2 separate regions of the Homo sapiens genome follow, and region 2 is linked to region 1. Evidence: chromatin contacts called from ENCODE Hi-C or POLR2A ChIA-PET data. All regions are on one chromosome and are shown on one strand. Each heading gives the region's core, a stretch centred on a gene start or an enhancer-like site at or near the end of the contact. The rest is flanking DNA. Distances are from core to core; before and after follow the strand shown.

The links. A loop is a pair of places that touch in the nucleus more often than their neighbours do. ChIA-PET counts read pairs that join two places held with the same protein, here RNA polymerase II (POLR2A). Pooled maps may share reads with other maps.
Region 2: a map of endothelial cell of umbilical vein shows a loop between it and region 1 (2.2-fold over the local background). The contact joins the promoter of BSX here to the promoter of JHY in region 1. A Hi-C loop is called at or near these places in 1 of 168 maps with a recorded cell type or tissue (endothelial cell of umbilical vein), 5 of 37 single-sample maps with no recorded cell type and 9 of 50 pooled maps. POLR2A ChIA-PET finds 5 or more read pairs at or near these places in 3 of 52 experiments (B cell, WTC11 and activated CD4-positive, alpha-beta T cell).

What each region holds. Positions count from the first base shown.
Region 1 is chr11:122,880,793-122,884,453 of GRCh38, forward strand. It overlaps JHY (junctional cadherin complex regulator), which reads left to right and starts at 1,967. Exons shown (of 9, transcript NM_024806.4): 1 at 1,967-2,180. RefSeq lists a silencer at 2,086-2,445.
Region 2 is chr11:122,980,194-122,983,854 of GRCh38, forward strand. BSX (brain specific homeobox) reads right to left here and starts at 1,641. Exons shown (of 3, transcript NM_001098169.2): 1 at 1,217-1,641. The coding sequence starts at 1,478. RefSeq lists an enhancer at 947-1,449.

The DNA.
Region 1 (3,661 bases), core at 717-3,216:
TGGGCAGAATAACACTAATGGTTTCAGCTACGTTGCTTTTATTTCTTCTACAGACATTGAGGTCCTACTGTGTACTCATAAGACAAGGTCCCTGCTGCCAAAAAAGTAAAAAAAAAAAAAAAAAAAAAAAAACTAACTCAAATAAAAAACAGAATAAAAAGTGCTAAAGCTGGGTAGTAAAGACATTTTCCAATTTCCTGTGTTTCCTATCATTAATGAGGCAACTGGTATTGAAGCATTCTTTTTTTATTTTATTTTATTTTTTTGAGATGGAGTCTCGCTCTGTCACCCAGGCTGGATTGCAGTGGCACATCTCAGCTCACTGCAACCTCTGCCTCCCCGGTTCAAGCAGTTCTCCTGCCTCAGCCTCCCATGTAGCTGGGACTACAGGCGTGCACCACCACGCCCAGCTGATTTTTGTATTTTTAGTAGAGACGGGGTTTTGCCATGTTGGCCAGGCTGGTCTTGAACTCCTGACCTCAGGTGATCCACTCGCCTAGGCCTCCGAAAGTGCTGGGATTACAGGCATGAGCCACTGTGCCTGGCCGAAGAATTCTCTTTTTTTTTTTTTTTTTTTTTTGACAAGGTCTCACTCTCACCCAGGCTGGAGTGCAGTGGCACAATATTGGCTGACTTCAGCCTCAACCTCCTGGGCTCAGGTGATCCTCCCACCTCAGCCTTCCAAGTAGCTCGGACTATAGGCACGCGCCACTACGCTCAACTAATTGTTAAAAATTTTCGTAGAGACAAGGTTTTGCCATTTTCCCCAGGCTGGTCTTGAACTCTTGGGCTCAAGCAATCCTCCAGCTCGGTTTCCCAAAATGCTGGGATTACAGGGTGAGCCACTGCACCTGGCCTCAAACCAATCTTTGAAGGTAGTTATTCAAATCTACTTGTTGTTTTAATGTGAAGATAATTCCTAATGCTTCCTTTCTTTATTCTTTTTTGAAACCTTTTTTGATAGTGAAATATTCTACCCATACATAAATGTACAGCTTAATGAATTTTTACAAGATGAACATCTATATAACCATCATTAAGGTCAGGAAATACAGTCTCAAAAACATTCTTCTCCCTACCTGCCAGAACCGACCACAATCCTAACTTGATGGGAATCACTAAGTGGGTAGTGTTTCCCATAAAATTGCTTTTTTGCTTTTTTTCATAGTTTCCTCCACTAAGTATGGAGCCACAATCACTGTAGAGTGTAATTTAGCCTGTTTTTTATATACAAAAATCATACAGTATGTACTTTTTCTGGGTTTTTGTTGTTGTTCAAAATTGTGTTTTTAGTATGCCTCCATATTGTTACACATAGTTGTATTTCATTCATTTACAGTGCTATGTAGTATGCCAGTATAGGCAATAGCATAATCTAATTAACCATTCTTTTGATGGATAGTTCAGTTATTTCCAGTTTGCATGCACAGGAGCACGCACTTCTTAGGGTAAATACCTAAAAGTGAAATTGCTGGATCCCAAGGCATACATATCCTGGCTAATGTCAAACCATTTTCCAAAATGGTTGGTTGCATCGGTTCTCACGTCCGCCCGCAGAAGGTGACGGTTCTTTGCACTACGTCCTCCCTAGCACCTGACGCTGCCAGACGTTTCAACTTTGGACTTTTCGACTCAACTTATGGTGAGTGTGGTATTATCCGCTGTGGTTTTAATTGGCCTTCTTCTGATTATTAATGAATTAAAGCATCATTTCAATAAACAGATATTTATTGGCCATTTAGATTTCTCGTGTGTTTGTGAAATACCTTTCCATTTACCCATTATTTAATTGGGTTCCTTTTCTTCTTGATTTGTAGCAGTTCCTCGCGTATTTTAGTAGTTTTATTTGTGGCAAAGATCTCCTCCCCCGGGTGGCCTCTGCCCTCCGGCGCTGGGAAGTCCGGGCGGCGAGGCAGCCTCTCCCGGGGCGTTCGGGCTCCTCCGGCTCTGCCCCGATGTCGTTATTACGGCCGTTTGCAGCCTCCGTGCCAGGGCCGGGGGTGCGGTTCGGGACGCGGGATCCTAGGTCGGGTCCTGCCCCGCCCATGTGGCGCCGGCGTCTGTGTTGTCTGCGGTCTCCAGGGCAGCGCCGGGGCGGGCGGGGGCCCGGGCGGCGGCGGCGGCGGCGCGGGAGGATGCGGGGCCCGTCCGGGTCGCGGCCGCGGAGGAGCGCCGGGCAGGTGACGGGCGGTGGCCTCCCGGATCTGGGGTGGGCGGCGCGCCCGGGGAGGGAAACGGGAAGGGCTTACTGGGGATGGGGACGGCAGGAAACCACCCAAGCAAGCTGGGGAGGAGCCGGCGCGGGAGCCTTCGGGACGGAGTGGGGAGCGACAAGGGGGCGAGGCCGCGACAAGGGGCTGGGGGGCCGCCATGCGAGGCTTCGGCGCCCGGGCACCCAGAGCAGCCCTGTTCCCGGTCAATTAGGACCGGTCCCGGGCACCAGGCCCGCCGACTTGTCACTTCCTGGACCTCCAAACGCCCCTTGTGACAGGCCTTGTTCCTCAGGAACAAGCAAAGGTAGAAAACCGAACGCCTCCCCTGGGCAGCTTCCGGCCTGTTTCAAACCAGGGTTCGTTCCTTTTTCTTTACGATTCATCTTGGTGAGCCCAAGCAGGGTTCCTTTTCCCCTCCAGGAGAAAGTTCGATTGTCCCATGCTAGTGGACTAGACCCACTGCAGGGATCCCTGGGGAGCTGGCCGCTTCTTAGTCCCTAGGTGCCATCGGATCTATCGCTGTCTTGTTTATTCAGGAGACTAGTCACCTCTCTTGGTCAGAAATTTCAGCGGCACAACCTTTTTTTTTTTTCACTGGACGGGAGGAGGGAGCCACATTCATGAAATTTAAACGCCCACTTTCTAACTTATTCAAGCTGTCAGCTGTTCCTTCTTCCACCCCATGTTTTGGTAAGATCAGGCCTCCACAGAAAACCCAGCTTTTGTGGCGTTTGGCTTTGCTCTTTGCATACTTTAGCAAACTTCAGGAATCTGCTAACATCAGCAAAATTATCTTCTGTGGTTACTGTTTTATTTTTTATTCATTCCAAGAAAGCTTAGCCTATTTCATTTAAGAAGAGAAGTTCAAGGGACTGAATTATTTTAAGAGTAATTCTAAGTTGCACTATAACGCTTAAGCTTGCTCTTCAGGATCTCAAATTCAGTGACCTTAGCTCCTCCAGTAAAACCGGTGTTAAACAATCTCTTTTACTTAAAATGTGTTAGTATTTGATAGATTTGCTGCTTTCTTGGCACATCCTAAAAAAGCAACAATTAAAATAATAAGGCAGAATGCAATATGTATTTTAAAAATAAGAGACAAAATAATACAACAAACCAGTCTGTAATATTAGAGAATAATATGTTAGTCTACCAACAGGGCAGACTTCGAGTTCAATAGAAAACTCACTTCGTGTGTATTTACATATGAACGTTCCCTTTTGCCTGTTGTTTGTTAAGGTGCTTTCCTCCAAGGATTTGATGATGCTCCTTGCAAACATTAGCAACAAGGTCAACATTATAAGCAATCCTAGGAATAGTAATAAGGTTGTGTCATTTAATTAAAGTTAGGATTTGCCAAAAGAACAAGAGCAAGCCATTAAGACAAATTTTACAGCAATTTCTAATGGTAAAGGTTTCTGTTACCTGACTCACAGAAAAAAAAAAAA
Region 2 (3,661 bases), core at 391-2,890, 99 kb after region 1:
GGGTTTTTCCATGGCCGGGTCCGGGGAGACTTGTCTTTCCTGACCCTCGCAGGCTTGACTCTGTCTGAGACGCACCAAGCAGAGAGAAGCTGCCACAAGCAACATCGGCCAATCCCAGAGAAAATAAACAAACATAACAACAACCAGTGCGGGTACTTAGGGCTTTGGCCACTGCTGTATGGGAGGACCACCGGAGCAGCTGAGAATAGATTGTCACCGGCGGGTGGTGAAGCCAGTGCAGAGATGCGGACCTGGATTTACAAACACTTTTAGCTTTGTTCTGGATTCCAGCGCGCACAAACTGCCTCCTGTCTTGCCCCCAGCCCCTCCACCGACCATGGTTGTTGCCGCCTCTGAGCTATGAGTCTGGACTCAACGAATTATTCTATTCTGGCTAGATTGAAAACGCCAGAGAAAAAACCATGGATGTGGCCTTTCAGAGGGAGACAGAAAAAAATCGGAGTATTTCCCCACATCCTCCTGTCCCAAACAGACTTTGCTAGCCCTTGCTTTTTGTCAGACCAGAGAAATCAAAATACTTTAGCACCCGGCTCCAGCAATGCTGGCAGCTGGGGCAGAGGAGGGTAGCCCAGACTAAGATTGTGAGTTAAATGTTAGATGTTGAGGATGCGGAGGGTTAAAGAGCTGCATCTCCCCCTACCCCCCTTTTTTCTCACCCTTTCTGTCTTATTCAGGCTAGCCCAAACCTTCATTCACTTCTATGCCCCCAGCGGTATCTGCAAATGCTCAGTGCCTGGAAAAAAGAGATCTGGCCTGGACAGAGTGTTTTGAGTTTCTGTGCAGAAAAAGTTGTGTCCATGGGGTGGGATGGTCAAGGGTCTCCCTCTGAGTGGGCAGAGGCGGAGAATCAGGATTGAGAGATGGACCAAAGTGGCCAGGAAGATCACGAGCAGGGACACTGAGCACTGCCTACCAAGAGTATCGTCAAACCCTATACGCTGCCTCTTGACCAGGCACCTATCCTCCGCTATGAAGAGTGCGGAGGAATCACGAATTATCCCCGTGGGTTGGCATGCCTCTAGGGAGCTCTGCATGGCCTCAGCAATATCCTCAGCCTTCCACTGTCACTTAGGGAAAGAGGCCACCAAGCCAGGCCGAGCCAGTCTGGCCTTTCCTTGACTCCATCACAGGCTTAGGGTCTGTGCTAGAAGCCCTGCTCTCTCACTGCCCATACCTTGAGGTTCCTGTTACTTACCCGAGGTGGTGAGGAAATAAGGATGATGGTGGTCTCCCTTATGCAGAGGGTGATGGGCGTGAGGAGCCAAGAGGGTGGGTGTGGGCATGAGGGGGTAGCCATAGTCTAGCAGAGGCACCCGAGAGGCCAGAGAGCTGGCGAAATGGTCTGGGGCCACCTCTCTCAGCGGCTTGGGCTTGTGCAGCAGGATGTCCTCGATGAAGAAGGATGTGGGCCTCTGAGAAGACGCCGGGTGTAGAGGAGAGGTGAAGTTGAGATTCATCTTGAGCGGAGCACCTGCCACAGGACAAGGGCCGGGACGAAGTGGAGGACGCAGGCAGAGTCTCCAAGCCTGCTCGAAAGCCGGCAACCACCCTCCGAGGCTCGAATCTCCGCTGCTCTCTCCCGGGCCTGGGCTACCCCGGGCGCTGGAGAGGCAAGAAGACAAGCTCCTGGGTAGGTTGGGTCTCTGTGTTGGAGAATTGGCAGCTTGGAGAGGGGGGCCGGGAGAGCCAATGACGAGGCTGCCAGAGGCAGAGGGGAGGGTGCGGGAGGCTCGGGGCGGGGCGGGGAGCTGTCCGCGGTGCTGAACACCACCGGCCGAGCCTGGGAACAACAGAGCCCGCAGGGTTCTTGTTCCTACCAGGTTTCTCGACCTCAATTTCTGCCCCGTCACTGCAGGGGCTGCTTTGTTCCCAGTCGTTTTTAAAAGAAAGCCAAAAGGAAAAAGTCTCTGTTGTCCGGCAAACTCCTCTTTACAGAGGAGAAGGCACTAAAAGGGCCCCAAAGCAATAATGGATAAAGCACTTATTCAGGCATTTAGGCCTGGGTTTTAAGAGTTTCCATAATTTTGGTGGCAAAAAAAGAAGGGAGGAAGTGAGGAGAAAGGGCATCTGATACTTCAGATTGCTAGATTCTACTTAAGTTTATGGCTGAGGGAAGACTGGATTATTAAGGTAAAGAAAGAAAATGATGATGGTCATCACAACAGTCTTTACCTCAGTTATAGGCAGTGGGCAGGAGGAGGGTTATGTCTACATTAGTCAAGTTATTTGGTCTGTGTAAATATGTCCAGAGTCACCTCTTAGTGCCATCCTCCATGTCGCCTCAAATCTTTGCTTTCTCCTCATTTCACTCACGCGGCTTGCTATTTCTGCTGTTACTCTTTCAACCCTAGCCCCCCGAATTAATTGTACTAGGTTTTTGTTTCCCACTCCTTTTCCCAGCCTGTTTCCTTTCATTTCCGTCCCTCCCAATCTTTTGTTTTTTTCTGTTTGTCTTTTTCTAATCTGTCACATTTATTTCCCTGGAGTCAATTTGCTAAAATTAGGGTGATCATCTACAACACAGCAGGGGTAATTTCAGCTCACATCTCTGAAAATTGCTCTAATTATTGATGTTAAACTCAGGGAAATTAGAAGAAGCCACTTCTCTCCCATCTCCCCATTTTTAAGCTCTAATTTGTTGAAATCTAGTCGTCATCACAATTCCAATCACTACTGCTAATAGTAAAAGTGTTTTAATAGAGACTGAGTCCTCACAACCCATGCTATTAGATAATTAGAGGAGGTGTTAGAAAGCCAAGTGCTAATCCTGGGGCGCATGGGTAGGATTTCCATCTGATCTAGCAGGTAGAACAAATTAATTACCAGAATCAATTAGGCCCCAAACTACAGTGCACCAGGAAGTGGGAGCATTCTATTCCATGAGGATGAACTGGTAAATGGTAAGTAGATGAAGAGCTTGAGAGGAAGGAGGAAGGGATGTGGGGGAGACTTTAAAATAAGATCTTGGCAAGTAGGCATCTAAATGAAATCAGAATGCTTTGATCTGAAGTCCAAAACGTGATTTTTAAAAAATTCTAATAGTAGTAAGAACTGAAGAGGCCCAGCGTGGTGGTTCGCGTCTGTAATCCTAGCACTTTGGGAGGCCGAGGCGGGAGGATTGCTTGAGCCCAGAAGTTCAAAACCACCCTGGGCAATATAGTGAGGCCCCATCTCAGAAAGAAAGAAAGAAAAAGAAAAAGAAAGAAAGAAAGGAGAAGGGAAGGGAAGAAGGAACGAAGGGAGAGAGAGAGGAAGGAAGGAAGGAAATAAAATATGTGTATAAAAGAAAAAGAAAGAAAGGAAAGAAAGAAAGAAAAGAAAAGAAAAGAAAAGAAAAGAAAAGAAAAGAAAAGAAGACCTGAAAGCAGGTGGCCGTGGAGAGCAAGACAATAGACTTTCCAAAAGTCCTTTCCTAGCGCTAAGCCCTGGCCCATCGTCCTCAGTCACCAGACGGAGGAGACTGGTGAGGAGGGGCCAGGGGTGTCGGTCCACACTTCACAGACGTCCACGTACACCCCCGCTTCCATTGTGAGCTTACAGCATCAGCAGAGTAGAAATCAAGCCGTTCTGTCTCTCCACCCTATAGGCCGAGTGGCTATCGAGGGCTGGACGGGTGTACAACCAGAGTGTGGCCTGTGCC